3 separate regions of the Homo sapiens genome follow, and all the other regions are linked to region 1. A link is an interaction called in ENCODE POLR2A ChIA-PET data of the cell type or tissue named here. Cell type or tissue: PC-9. All regions are shown on one strand.

The links. ChIA-PET counts read pairs that join two places held together with the same protein. Peaks named below come from ENCODE experiments on the same cell type or tissue, not always from the same donor. Only the 100,000 strongest peaks of a DNase experiment are listed, where the experiment ranks them.
Region 2: POLR2A ChIA-PET joins it to region 1 with 8 read pairs; 1 of 35 experiments calls an interaction of 5 or more read pairs at or near these places.
Region 3: POLR2A ChIA-PET joins it to region 1 with 7 read pairs; 3 of 35 experiments call an interaction of 5 or more read pairs at or near these places.

What each region holds. Positions count from the first base shown.
Region 1 is chr1:45,554,881-45,559,880 of GRCh38, reverse strand. The region is part of intron 1 of AKR1A1 (aldo-keto reductase family 1 member A1); the gene reads right to left. Among named protein-coding and RNA genes, the nearest start is that of AKR1A1, 6.6 kb to the right of the region's middle. RefSeq lists enhancers at 2,338-3,083, 3,084-3,830. In PC-9, no CTCF peak of the experiment used is centred here; DNase peaks (open chromatin) are centred at 2,270 and 2,972.
Region 2 is chr1:46,165,060-46,170,059 of GRCh38, reverse strand. All of the region lies in intron 1 of P3R3URF-PIK3R3 (P3R3URF-PIK3R3 readthrough), which reads left to right. It also overlaps a transcript of PIK3R3 not described here. Among named protein-coding and RNA genes, the nearest start is that of TSPAN1, 7.5 kb to the left of the region's middle. RefSeq lists an enhancer at 2,978-3,047. In PC-9, no CTCF peak of the experiment used is centred here; no DNase peak of the experiment used is centred here; H3K27ac peaks cover 510 bases.
Region 3 is chr1:45,044,793-45,049,792 of GRCh38, reverse strand. All of the region lies in intron 5 of ZSWIM5 (zinc finger SWIM-type containing 5), which reads left to right. Among named protein-coding and RNA genes, the nearest start is that of UROD, 35 kb to the right of the region's middle. In PC-9, no CTCF peak of the experiment used is centred here; no DNase peak of the experiment used is centred here.

The DNA.
Region 1 (5,000 bases):
GGTCAAGAGATCGAGACCAGCCCTGGTCAACATAGCGAAACCCCGTCTCTACTAAAAATAGAAAAATTAGCCGGGCATGGTGGCGGGTGCCTATAATCCCAGCTACTTACTTGGGAGGCTGAGGCAGGAGAATTGCTTGAACCCGGGAGGCGGAGGTTGCAGTGAGCTGAGATCATGCCACTGCACTCCAGCCTGGGTGACAGAGGGAGACTCCGTCTCAAAAAAAAAAAAAAAAAAAAAAAAAAAGAAAAGAAAAGAGAAAAGAAGTGGCAAAACCAAGGATCTAAGGAGGAGCTAATGGAAAAAAGGCAAATAAACACAGACCTATAAAAAGATACTCATGGTAGACACAAGTATGATGTACTACAGAAAAGGGCAAGGACAAAGAAATATTGACACTGGTTTTTAAGAATTCCCAAGAGTTAAGGGGAAGAACTCTTTCCAGGAAAGGAAACTATACACATGACTTCAGTGCAGCAGAAAAGTAACTAATTACAGATACAAGTAAATTTCCAACCAAACAAAGCAGGTAACTGGAGCCTCCCCCTCTGGAAAGCTATGCAAATAAGAGGTCACCAAATGGCCCAAGAATACTCGTTTTGTCAGTAAATTGAATGTTCCAACTCTTGTGCTAAACCCAAGAGAAAAATGTATTTAAATATTTAAACTGCCTTCCTTCAGTTTATGGTCTTGTAATGGGAACAGGTGATATCAGTACACTGTGATAAGAGCTTTGATCAAATTCTGCACAAGAGCTGCACAAGGGTGGCAAGAAAAGGGTAACCTTGCTAGGATGGCTTCTTGGAGGAATCTCTTCCTGAGTCAAGTCCTAAAGAATAACTGAACAGGAGCTATTCAAGTGAAAGAAAAGGAGAGAGAATGTTCACACCAAGAGCCAATGAGGTAGATACAACCTTTTCCCTTGATCTCATCAGTACCATGAATATCACTCTTGGGATTGATTTAATTGCCAACAATATCTTTATAAATATAATCTTAGTTTCCAGGTTCTAAAAGGATGTAGGATAGAGCAAGTAATAAGACAAGCTGTGGCCAGGAGTGGTGGCTCACACCTGTAATCCTAGCACTCTGGAAGGCCGATGCGACGGATCACCTGAGGTCAGGGTATTACCAGCCTGGCCAACATGGCGAAACCCCATCTTTACTGAAAATACAAAAATTAGGCCGGGTTTGGTGGCTTACACCTGTAATCCCAGCACTTTGGGAGGCCGAGGAGGGCAGATCACGAGGTCAGGAGTTCGAGACCAGCCTGACCAACATGGTGAAACCCCGTCTCTCCTAAAAATACAAAAATTAGCCGGGCATGGTGGCACATGCCTGTGGTCCCAGATACTCAGAAGGCTGAGACAGGAGGAATCGCTTGAACTCGGGAGGTGGAGGTTGCAGTGAGCCGAGATTGAGCCACTGCACTCCGGCTTGGGTGACAGAGCAAGACTCCATCTCAAAAAAAAAAAAAAAAAAAAATTAGCTGGGCGTGGTGGCACATGCCTGTAATCTCAGCTACTTGGGAGGCCAAGACATGAGAATCACCTGAACCCGGGAGGCGGAGGTTGCAGTGAGCTGATATAGTGCCACTGCACTCCAGTCTGGGTAACAGAGCGAGACCCTGTCTCAAAAAATAATAATAATAATAAGACAAGTTGAGGCTGGGTACAGTGGCTAACGTCTGTAACCCCAGCACTTTGGGAGGCCGAGGCAGGCAGATCACTTAAGACTTGAGGTCAGGAGTTCGAGACCAGCCTGGCCAACAAGGCGAAACCCCCTCTCTACTAAAAATACAAAAATTAGCTGGACATGGTGGTGCACACCTTAATCCCAGCTACTCGGGTGGCTGAGGCAGGAGAATCGCTTGAACCCAGGAGGCAGAGGTTGCAGTGAGCTGAGATCATGCCACTGCACTCCAGCCTGGGATACAGAGTGAGGCTCCATCTCAAAAAAAAAAAAAAAGACAAGTTGTGAGTAAAGCCAGTACACCAACACTGTCTTTCCTAATACTTCTGACCCAGGAAGAATTTTATAGTCTAGTTTAAGTTGGTTTTGGAAACCACTCTTTTCTGCTAAAACAAAATCAAAACTTCAATCTGAGTGTCAAACCACAAGCTACCAGGGCAATGCTCTTTATAATCAAATTTCCAAGGGATCAAGCAAGCAAGTCTGGACTTGACAAGAGGAACCTGGTGGCCTGCTGCCACCAGGGTCTAAGGCAGGTTTCCTGGGCTTAATGCCCAATGACCTGTTGGCCTCTCGCAGATTACCCAGCACGCATGAGAAGGCTCTGAAATTACACCTGGGGTGAGAGCTTGAACAACACCCTGGCTTAAGGGGAAAAGGAAGAAGAAACCTGAATCTTGCTTCTCCCTTTCTTTTGCTGGTGAAACTGAACACCGAAAAGGCTGAGGCTTGGGGAACAGGGATGAAAGATGGAGGAGATCTGCAAAGAACAAGAGCTCCCTAGGGAAGAATGAAGGTGCCACATAGATGTTTTTCTCTAGGACAGAAAATCATCCTCGGCCAGCTCTTGACTTCCTCATCTTCTGCTTGATACAACTGCTTTCCAGCCTAGCTGTGCGTGAACAGATTCCAGACTCTGAGCTTGTCAGGAACTGCCTATCTGGACCTTTGGCAGCATTCAGAAACCCTCATGTTATCTTTTTTATTTTTATTTTTTTGAGATAGAGTTTCATTCTTGTCACCCAGGCTGGGGTGCAATGGCGCGATCTTGGCTCACTGCAACCTCCACCTCCTGGGTTCAAGCGATTCTCCTGCCTCAGCCTCCCCAGTAGCTGGGATTACAGGCATGTGCCACCACGCCCAGCTAATTTTTGTATTATTAGTAGAGACAGGGTTTCACCATGTTGGCCAGGCTGGTCTTGAACTCCTGACCTCAGGTGATCCACCAGTCTCAGCTTTTCAAAGTGCTGGGATTACAGGCATGAGTCACTGTGCCCAGCCTATCTTTTACTTTATTTATTTATTTTGTTTGAGATGGAGTTTCACTCTTCTTGCCCAGGCTGGAGGGCAATGACGCAATCTTGGCTCACCACAACCTCCACCTCCCAGGTTCAAGCGATTCTCCTGCCTCAGCCTCCCGAGTAGCTGGGACTACAGGCGCCCGCCACCACGCTCGGCTAATTTTTGTATTTTTAGTACAGACGGGGTTTCACTGTATTGGCCAGGCTGGTCTCGAACTCCTGACCTTGTGATCCACCCACCTCGGCCTCCCAAAGTGCTGGGATTACAGGCGTGAGCCACTGCGCCCGGCTATCCTTTTTTTCTTTTAAGACGGAGTCTTGCTCCGTCACCCAGGCTGGAGTACAGTGGCACGATCTTGGCTCACTGCAACCTCCACTTCCCAGGTTCAAGTGATTCTCTTGCCTCAGACTCCAGAGTAGCTGGGATTACAGGCGCCCACCACCACACCTGGCTAATTTTTTGTATTTTTAGTAGAGACGGGGTTTCACCATGTTGGGTAGGCTTGTCTCAAACTCCTGACCTCAAGCAATCCACCCACCTCGGCCCAATGTGCTGGGATTACAGGCGCGAGCCGCCGCGCCCGGCGGAAACCTTCATGTTATATTCAAGTGTAAAAGAGAGATGTGTGGGTTGAGTGGGGAGGAGGGTATTATCAGGAATCAGGTTTTATTATTTCCAATTCAATGCCTAGGTTCCTTCCCTCTGTTGAATTCTTTCTTTCTCAAAGGGCTCTACAGTTGCTGCCTGGCTGCAGGGAAGTAGAAGACACAGGAAAAAAAGGAAACAATATCTACATGAGTGTTTCCTAGCTGCATGGGCCTCTCCTCTGGCTCCCACATATGCTGGTGTGGGAGGCAAAGGAAAGGTCCCTTCAGGGTTTTCTCCTCAATCTTCTCATTCCCTAGTTGAGTTCATGTCTTCGGTTATCGCCTTAGGCCTTGATTCTTCTCACCCCACTTCTGTATATTCAACGCCCTCTGGACCTCTCCACTAGTATGTATAGGCATCTGAGATTCGCCATGTCCAAAACTGTACTCATCAAATCCAGCAGTAGAGTACAGAGGAAACAGTTTAGGCTGTGGGGCTACGCAGACCTGGGTTTGAATCTCAGTTCTGATATTTTCAAGAGATACTATATCTAAAGCACCTTGCACAGGGCCTAACCCATGCTCTTCTTTCTGTATAGTCATCCCGTGGTATCCACAGGAGATTGGTTCCAGGACCCCTTCAGATACCAAAATCCTGGGATGCTCCAGTCCCTTATATAAAATGGCATAGTATTTGCATAAACCTAAGTACATCTTCCTGTATATTTTAATCAACTCTAAATACTTATAATTCCTAATACAATATAAATGCTAAATGCTAGGTAAATAGGTGTTATAATTTTTTTTTTTTTTAGACACAGTTTCACTCTTGTTGCCCAGGCTGGAATGCAACGGCGCAATGTCGGCTCACCGCAACCTCCGCCTCCTGGGTTCAAGTGATTCTCCTGCCTCAGACTCCCGAGTAGCTGGGATTACAGGCATGCGCCACCACGCCTGGCTAATTTTGTATTTTTAGTAGAGACAGGGTTTCTCCATGTTGGTCAGGCTGGTCTCGAACTCCCGACCTCAGGTGATCCACCCACCTTGGCCTCCCAAAATGCTGGGATTACAGGCGTGAGCTACCACGCCCGGCCTATACTGTATTTTTTTATTTGAATTTTTAAAGTTGGTTTTTGTTCCCAAGTATTTTTGATTCTAGGTTGAATCCGCAGATGCACAACTTGTGGATAGAGTGTTGACTTTGTACTCTATCTCACCAAAAGACCAAAGCCCTGGATAACAAGTGTTAAAGCAAACCAGACAACATGTTGATAGTATAATCCATTTGGGCCTTAAAAAAAAACATCTGGTTGCGTGTGGTGGCTCATGCCTGTTAATCCCAGCACTTTGGGAGGCTGAGGCAAGCAGATTGCTTGAGTCCAGGAGTTCGAGACCAGCCTGGGGGACATGGCAAAACTT
Region 2 (5,000 bases), 610 kb before region 1:
AGCCACATGATGCACACCGAAGCCACTCCATGTGGTGGGGTTCAGAGCTCCCAGCAAGGCCCTGATAGAGGACCCTGTGGAGAGCACCTGGGTGGGGTTGTGCCTAGGGGGGCTGATCATCTCTATAGAAGGAGCCAATCTTGAGGCAAAATTTGTATGGGGACCCTTGTCCAATCTTTGGGGCTGGTTATTCAGCAAACAACAAAGGTATTTACCTAGCACTTCTGGGAAACTACTGCAAACTCAGGAACCCAGAAGGAGCAGTTCCAAAGACAGGCAAATGCCAGGCCCTGCTGGGCATGGGAAATGGGGCAATGTCAGCTGAAGGTCTTCTTGCTCAGCTGTCTGTCCTTGGATTCAGCTCAATACCTCAGCCCTGACCTCTACTCACACGCCCATTTGCCTCCCTCTCCTTGCTTGCCTGCTGTTCTACCTACTTATACCTGCTGTGTGAACTTTGGCAAGTTCTATCCCATCTCTGGGCCTCAAATCTCCTTTGCTGTCTTTTGAAGTCTAAAATTGTGTTTAAGTGCAGCTTTTAGGATTGTATATTCCTGCTTTTGTCCAGAGAAGTTTTAGCTTCAGGTATCTCCATTCCCAGCTTCCAGAAAAAGTATCAGGCAGCTTCAGGGGAGAATGCAGGGAATAGGGAATAAAAATAATGCCCACATTTGACATCCTAAATGTGTCAATGCCTATGATGGGTGTTTTCATAAATCTTACGCCCACAACCACCACTCTTTGTGTATAAATCATTGCTCCCATTTTATAGATGAAGGAACAGAGGTCCAGGGAGGGTAGATAAGATGCCTAAGATCATCCAGCTAGGGAGTAACAGAACTGGAATCTCAACTAAGTCTGTCTAAATCTGAGGGCTGTGGTTTCAGATTAGCATTACTCCATGAGGCTTCAATAGGTAAAATGTAAGTCCATGGATGAGAGTTTCAGGAAGAAGTGGTCCATGCAGCCCTGAGAGGCAGTGAGTTCCATTCGTAAGTGCAATAGGGGCTGACAGCTTTTTGTGCTGTGAAAAAAGCTGAACCAAGGTTCCTTCTATTTGGGAACTCTGGGTAGTCTCAGCTCAGATTGGAGATAGCTGGGCTGAACTGGGGGTGAGGAGGTTGGAGTGGAGAGTGGAATGGTCCTGAACTGGTCTTCAGGGAGTTGAGGGGCTATGCCACTGTTCCTGGAGATAGTGTGTGTGTGTTGAGGAGGGGGTGTAAAGGGGGCTTCTTCACTTTCTGGGATGTGCCAGTTCACCCTCCCCACCATCCCCAGCTGGAGCTAGTTGTCAGGCCTCCAGAGCCAGGGGCAGGGGGACTTTCCAGCTGGGATAGCATCATGATGTGTTGACACCAGATTCACTGCCTTGAGGTTCCCAGCAATCTTGCACAATTGCCTCAGTTAACTGATCCAAGGGAGGTGGGAGGATTTCAGATCCCCTGATTCCAGCCCGGCTCTGCCCTGCCCAAGGTTGGGTTATGATAAGGAGGCTGGGTAATCCAGCCACTGGCTGATAGGGTCACTGGCTCATAGGGTCAGGGCTGGAGGCAGCCCTGGGGGTCATCTCATTTAGCTCCCTCACTGGAAGGGTGAAGGAGTCTGAGGTCCAGAGAGGGAACAGGCCCTTCCAAGGGTCACACAGAACCACTGCTGTCCCCAACACTCCCCTTGGCACCAAGGACACAGAACTGAATCAGTCGTGGTCCTTGTTCTTGAGAGCTTGCACCCTAATGGAGAAAACAGACTAGCAGACACACCAAGAAAAATGTCAGGGCTAAAAGAGAGGCTTGGACTTAGTATACTAAGAGCTTAGAGAAGTAGGGACACAGACCTCCTAGAGGCTCCACAGAAGATAGCATAGGTATTTTTTTTTAAATTTAATTTAATTTAATTAATTTATTTTTTTGAGATGGAGTCTCGCTCTGTCGCCCTGGTTGGAGTGCAGTGGTGTGATCTAGGCTCACTGCAACTTCCGCCTCCCAGATTCAAGTGCATGCGTCAGCCTCCCAAGTAGCTGAGGTTACAAGCATGCGCCACCACACACAGCTAATTTTGGTATTTTTAGTAGAGACAGGGTTTCACCATGTTGGCCAGGCTGGTCTCAAACTCCTGATTTCAAGTGATCTGCTGTCCTCAGCCTCCCAAAGTGCTGGGATTACAGGCATGAGTCACTGCACCCGGCCACAGGTAGTTTTTAAATTGGGCTTAAAGAATGGGCAAAATTTTAGCTAATGCAAAGGGGAAAGAACTTTCTTGATTGAGAAACAGCGTGAGTGGAAGCCCAGAGCGGGCACTGATTGGCCGTGTGAGATGACTGAAGGGCAGCAGTATAGCCAGGGCCAGGACTTGAGGTCAGGATGCCTGTGCTCTGTGAGCACACAGTAGTCACCAAGGTGCAGGCCTCAGGGATATGAGGACCCCAGAAGGAGCAGGTAGGGGGAACCTGGTGAGACTACAGCTGGGAGATTCTTAACAGTAGAGGTGGGGGCTGTTATACTCACCACCTCCAGGCTGGCAGTTTCCTTTAATCCAAGACACACATACACACAAAGCCTTTACCCTTATCTCCCTCCACGAGAACCCAGGCCCACCTCGAGATCTGGCCTAGAGGAGGAGGCTGCTCCTCACCTAGCTAGCTGCGCCTCCACCCAGGTTTCAAGGCCAGGGTGCACACCCCCTCCTTGCAGTAGCTTCCTCCCCACTGCCCCATTTCCCATCCCCCCACACCCTCGTCTCTGGACCAGGAAGGGATGGGGACATCCAGAGCTTCGGAGCTTTGGCAGCAGCTAGCCTTCTCGCGGCTGCTGTGATGCAAATCCGCTCCGGATTTATTCGCGGGGCGTTCTTTCCGTAAAGCGAGGCGCACCCGGCGCCAGCGCTTGGCTGGAAGTGCCTTTCCTGGCCCTGACCCAAGGTCGCCAGGGCCCAGAATTGGGGGTGCCTTCCCCGCTAGAGTCCCGCAGCTAGGGTCCTGGGCGCGCGGGTGGGAGCGAAGCAGGTAGTCGCGGGGTGGGGCTATAATTAACCGCGCCGGGCGCGGAGTCAGGAAAAGGAAGCCAAGATCTTGAAGGACCTCCTGAGCCTGGTTGAACGCAGCTAGAAGTGCGGGGTCTGGGGAGCTCCTTAAACAGGCTGGACCCTGGTCTCGAGGTCTGAGCCTGGGTTTTGGTAAAGAAAATTTGAAGGTTTGAGGCTGGCAAGCATGTTTAAGGTTGGGGGCGTGGGGTGGAGGATGTAGAATCCACGTCCCCTATCCGGAAAGCGGCTCCATTGTCTTGCTTGTCCCTGTCTAAACGCAGTTTGGACACGACTAGCGAATTCGACCGATTACTGTTCTCATCCTCGAGGTACCCTCGCAAGGAAGCGAAGTGGGCTCACTAGCAGTTACTACTCAAGGGCCTGACAGCCTGAAGCTTCTGGGGACCGGAAGGAGGGGTGGGGGAAGGGCATGCCGAACTAGGGGTGTGCTGTGTACTTCCAGAGGCTCCAGCTTCAGAAAAGAGAACTGCAGTTTGTGGTGTAAAAAGCTTGTATGACCTGGCCAGGTGTGGTGGCTCACGCCTCCCAGCACTTTGGGAGGCAGAGGCGGGCAGATCACTTGAGGCCAGGAGTTGGAGAACAGCCCGGCCAACATGGTGAAACCCCGTCTCTACTAAAAATACAAAAATTAGCCAGGCATGGAGGCGCACACCTGTAATCCCAACTACTCGGGGGCTGAAGCACAAGAGTCGCTTGAACCTGGGAGGCTGAGGTTGCACTGAGCCAAGATCATGTCACTGCACTCCAGCCTGGGCGACAGAGCGAGACTCTGTCTCAGAAAAAAAAAGAAAAGAAAAGAAAAGAAAAGAAAAAAGCCTATAAGCATAGGAATAGACAGATGGTATTATTGAGTGCCTATGCATACCAGATGAAGTGTGTTCACCAAATTGACCAAAAAAAGAGTGCTTCTTATTTTTTCTTGGTACCTTCATAATAAAAGGACAGGCCGGGCACGGTGGCTCACGCCTGTAATCCCAGCACTTTGGGAGGCCGAGGCGGGCGAATCACGAGGTCAGGAGATCGAGACCATCCTGGCTAACACAGGTGAAACCCCGTCTCTACTAAAAAAAATACAAAAAATTAGCCGGGTGCGGTGGCGGGCGCCTGTAGTCCCAGCTACTCGGGAGGCTGAGGCAGGAGAATGGGTGAACCCAGGAGGCGGAGCTTACAGTGAGCCGAGATCGCGCCACTGCACTCCAACCTGGGCTACAGAGTGAGACTCAGTCTCAAAAAAAAAAAAAAAAAAAAAAAAAAAAAAAAAAAAAAGGACAAAGCAGCAGTTTAAATTAAAAATAAACAAATAAATAGACCTGGGTTTCAACACTGCTGAACCACTTACGGTTTGGCCCTGGAAAATTTGCTTCAACTTCTCCAAGCCTCAGTTTTCTTATCTGTAAAGTAAGAATAATAGGGGCCAGGCGCAGTGGCTCACGCTTGTAATCCCAGCACTTTGGGAGGCTGAGAACGGCGGATCATCTGAGGTCGGGAGTTCGAGACCAGCCTGACCAACATGGAGTAAACCCCGTCTCTACTAAAAATACAAAATTAGCCAGGCATGGTGGCACATGCCTGTAATCCCAGCTACGCAGGAGGCTGAGGCAGGAGAATCACTTGAACCTGGGAGGGGGAAGTTGTGGTGAGCCGAGATCACACCATTGCATTCCAGCCTGGGCAACAAGAGTGAAACTCCATCTCAAAAAAAAAAAAAAAAAGAAGAAGAAGAATAGAAATACCTAGGTGTTGTGAGGGTTGAGTTAAGGCATCAGAGGTGTTTGAATAGTGCTCCCTAAATGGCAGCAATAAGAACACATAGCCTAGTTTGGGGGTATGTGTGGCAAACTGGGGAGCAAAAAGTCTTCTGGAAGAGTAGAAATCTGAGCTAAATCTCAAAATATGAGTAGGAGCTGGTCTGGGGGAAACAAAGGGAGGAAGTTACTCGGGAGACTGAGACGGGAAGA
Region 3 (5,000 bases), 510 kb after region 1:
GCCCAGGCTGGAGTGCAGTACTGCGATCTCGGCTCACTGCAACCTCTGCCTCCCAGGTTCAAGCAATTCTGCTGCCTCAGCTTCCCGAGTAGTTGGGACTACAGGCGTGGGCCACCACACCTGGCTAATTTTTGTATATTTAGTAGATACAGGGTTTCACCATATTGGCCAGGCTGGTGTCAAACTCCTCAAGTGATCTGCCCGTCTTGGCCTCCCAAAGTGCTAGTATTACAGGCATGAGCCACCGCGACCAGCCTGGTCTGGCAGTTTCTTCCTTGTCATAATATATTGGTTCTTTGTTGTTGTTAGCTCTCCTTTGAAGATGTTGCTGCTTCTAAAGCCTTCTCAGATTGATATCAATGACATCAATCAGGATGTGATTGATACCTCTCTCACATCCCTTTACCTTTGGGGCTGGAGAAGCAGTTGATTCCTGCCTATTCTTCATAGTCATTTCTACATAATTCTTCCTACCTTCTTAAAATACCCCCAGGTTTAAGTTTCTGCCATCAAACTATACTGTCTGCCACCATCCTGGTTTTTGTCATCTGTAGACCTCTGGGTCAATCCCTCTCAGTCCTTGAAGATTTTTAGCTATTGGCTTAGTAATACTACTTTCTATCACTATTCTGATCATAATTCTTTTTTTAATTTCTTTTTTTGAGACTGGGTCTCACTGTGTCACCCACGCTAGAGTGAAGTGGCGTGATCTCGTCTCACTGCAACTTCTGTCTCCCAGGCTTCAGTGATCCTCCCATCTCAGCCTCCCGAGTAGTTGGGACTACAGGCGCAAGCCACCACTCACAGCCAAATATTTTTTGTGAGTGTATTTTTTGTAGAGACAGGGTTTCGTCATGTTGCCCAGGCTAGTCTCGAACTCCTGAGCTGAAGCAATCCTCCTGCCTTGGCCTCCCAAAGTGCTGGGATTATAGGCATGAGCCACCATGCTGATTCCTATCATAATTCTTGATGACTTCAGTAGCCACATAGATGACCCTTCCAATACCCTGGCCTCTCAATTATTTGATCTCCTCTTTTCCAGTAGTCTCATCCTCTACCATAACTTAGCCATTCAACCTCAAAATCATACCCTAAACCTTGACATTACCAAAAACTACACCCTCTTCATAATCTCAATTTCATGCATCACCAGTTACCACCATCAATCTTGCTAGCTTCTTTTCTTTAGTATCCCAGTTTCAATAATTCTTTTACCCACTAGGAATTTTTGTCTTACTGTGTAAGACAAAATGTGTTTTCACTCTGATAGCCTCATTTTCCTCCTCATCCACGTTAGAGTCCTTGGTAACTCATTACAATCACTCCTTTGCATACACACTTAACTCCCTCTTTGTCTTTGATACACTGATGGAAAAACTCTAAACTTAGTTCATTCCAGCTCTAATTACTTGGTACACTTGCACAGCTGAATATGGCTGGAGAGAAACAACCATGCCGGGCACAGTGGTTCCTGCCTATAATCCCAGTACTTTGGGAGACCAAGGCTGGCAGAACCCTTGAACTCAGGAGTTCGAGACCAGCCTGGGCAACATGGTGAAATCCTGTCTCTACAAAAAATACAAAAATTAGCCAGGTATCGTGGATTGCTTGAGCCCAGGAGGTCAAGGCTTCAATGAGCCACGGTCATGCCACTGCACTCCAGCCTGGGCAACAAAATGAGACCCTGTCTCAAAAAAAAAAAAAAAAAAAGAGAAAAGAAAAGGAAAGAAAGAAAGAAAGAAAGAAAGAAAGAAAGAAACAACCATAATAACTGGTCTTATTTTAAGTTTATGACCACTCATTTCAAGTGGGTCCTCAGTACTTTCTAGACATCTAGTACATTTCCCTAGTCTGTGCCATCTTTCACTCTTATAAATTACTATTTCACACCATCTTTTTCCTAAAATTTTCTGTACTTCCTCTCCTTCCTCAGTTTCAACTGAGGCTTGCTTCCTGTTTACTAAAAATAAAGAAGCAATCAGAAGAGAATTTCCAAAACTCCACCACCACATCTGGTGGTGATGGGTCAAAAGAAATACTGTTCTAGAAGGTCAGAGAATTACTGTCTTTGCCCATCTACTCTGCCTCTTCCCCTGTTGCAGTCTATGCTTCTAAATCCAAGCCCTCCAGTTGTTCTCAAGATCCTATTACATCACTTTTATCTAGGACATCACTCTAGGAATTAACAAGAAATTATTTCCTCTCTCTCCTGCATCTCCAATTTTTCACTCTCCATGAATTATTCTTGAGTGTACAAGCATATTGTTATATTTCCCATACCAAAACAAAACAAAAAACACTCTCATGACTCCACGTGCCTCTCTGGGTGGTAGAAATGGGTGGTAGAGTTAGGAAAAATCATTAAAAAGAATAGTACAGATTTGCCATCTCCATTTCTTCTGTTCTTAGTCTCCCTTGAATTCACTCCAAGTCAGGCTTTCAATCCCTACCATTACTGAAACAGCTCTTGTACCGGTTACTTATGCTAACTGTTGCTAAATCTAGTAGTTGTTACTAATGCTAACTGTTGCTAAATCTAGTAGTTGTTCTCAACTGATACTTGACCTATCCGCAGTATTTGACACATTAGTCACACTCTCCTTGAAACTTTGTCATTTGACTTCCAAGAAACCATTCTCTCTCGGTTCTCAGTTCATTGACCGTTCCTTCGAAGTGTCTTTACTGTCTCTACCCCATTTCCCAATCTAAAATGCCATAGTGCCCAGGGATCTGTCATCAGACCACCTCTCTTTCTTTTTTTTTTTTTTTTTTTTTGAGACAGAGTTCGTTGCCCAGGCTGGAGTGCACTGGTGTGGTCTTGGCTCACCACAACCTCTGCCTCCCAGGTTCAAGCGATTCTCCTGCCTCAGCCTCCCGAGTAGCTGGGATTACAGGTGCCCACCACCACGCCTGACTAATTTTTGTATTTTCAGTAGAGATGGGGTTTCACTATGTTAGCCTGGCTGGTCTCGAACTCTTGACCTTCTGATCCGCTCACCTCTGCCTCTCAAAGTGCTGGGATTACAGGAATGAGCCACCGCGCCTGGCTACCACCTCTCTTTCTATACTTCTTTGTTGATTGCATTGTTTTAGTAATCATTTACATACTAACAGCTCATATATGTGTATACACACACACACACACACACACACACACATATCTTGCCCAGACCTTTCCTCTCAACTCTAGATATGTATATTTAACTGCCTTTTTGATATCTCCATTTATCTGTTAACAGGCATCTCAGTAGGATTCCTACCCCTCAAGCCCCACGCAAACCTGCTCCTCTTGCAGTCTTCCTGTCTCCATATATGGCAACTCTCTTAAAAACCTTGGAGTCATTCTTAATTCTTTACTCTCTCTCACCCCAGCTGTAATCCATGAGCAAATCCAATATATTGCCTTTATCTTTGAAATATATCCAGAATCCAACTACTGCTCATCATCTCCACTCTTTATTTCTCTGCCAACTACCATCATCTCTCAAAAATTATTGTAGTGCCCACCTGACTTCTCCCTCTTCTTCTGCCCTTCCACCTTATAACCTATTCTCAGTACTGCTGCCAGAGTTATCCTTTTAAAATGCAAGTCCCATCATATACCTTCACAGCTCAAAGCTCTTCAGTGGCCTCTCATCTTTCTCAAAAACCCAAAGTCATCTTTTTCTCATGGTCTACATGGCCCTCCATGATCTAGTTCTCTAATATGTCTCTGACCTCATCTCCTGTGATTCTCCTGCTTGCTCATTCCATCCAACTATACTGGCCTCCTCACTCTTCTCAAACACTCCAAATATACTTCTACCTTAGGACTTAGTGCTTGCGGTTCCTTTTGCCTGGAGACCATTCTATATATGAATAAAACAATAACCCCCTGCCTAACACCAGCTTGCTTTTCTCCCTAACTCTGCTTTATACTTTTTCATAGCACTCTTAACTGTACGACATATCTGATATACTATATATTTACTTAACTGTCTCTCCCTAGTTGAATGTAAAGGTCCATAAAGACAGGAACTTTGTATGTCCTAAACACTAAGAACAGTACCTACTGTATAGTAGGCAGAAATTATTTGCTGATTTAATCAATTTAAAAATATATTGGGAGCCCAGTACCCACTGTGGGTTGAGCAGACCGGTGGATTCTCAGTTCAGCAGTAGAGGAGCTTAGATTCCAGCCAGTAGAAGAGTCATTGTGCTTTCTGTGAGGGACAACATGAAGGAGAAGCAATTTCAGTAAATACTGTCAGTGCTACTCTAATGATAATATCCTTCAACCATCTGAGCCTGTACCCAATGGGATGTATTAAATTCTAAAGAAATGACCAGATTCCAAGGACTTTTCCCGAATGGTTGAATATGTTAAGTTCTTTCATATTCAGTATGAATTCTCTGACATTCCCTCATAATTTTTTTGCACAGAATCAGTAGGTACACACCTCATTTGGGCATCTCTGGAAATGTCCGTACAGTATAATACTTCAGTTCTTGATCCCAAAATAGTTTAAATTGCCATTAATCTGGCAAAGCATCAGTTAAATGACTCCCTCATGGTTTCTTATTACCTTAAATATCATTTCCATGATCCTCCCTAAGTCTGTGGTTTGTGGCAAGATATCTTCCATTTGGTCCTCCTACATACCACCCTTAAGAGTTGAGCCTACATTTTTGTCTGCAGTTTTGGTTTCCCTGCAGCCCTTTTCCTGAAGGGAGATGGCATGGTAAGATAAGACTCCAGTGAGAAAACAAGTTTGTCTTTTATTAGCATCAGTTTTTTCTTTTTCTTTTTTCTGAGGCATGATCTTGCTTTGTTACTCAGGCTGGAGACCAGTGGCATGATCTCGGCTCACTGTGGCCTCAACCTCCTGGGCTCAAGTGATCCTCCTGACTCAGCCCCTCTGAATAGCTGGGAATACAGGCCACGCCACCATGCCCGGCTAATCTATATATATATATTTATATATATATATTTATATATATATATATATTTATATATATAT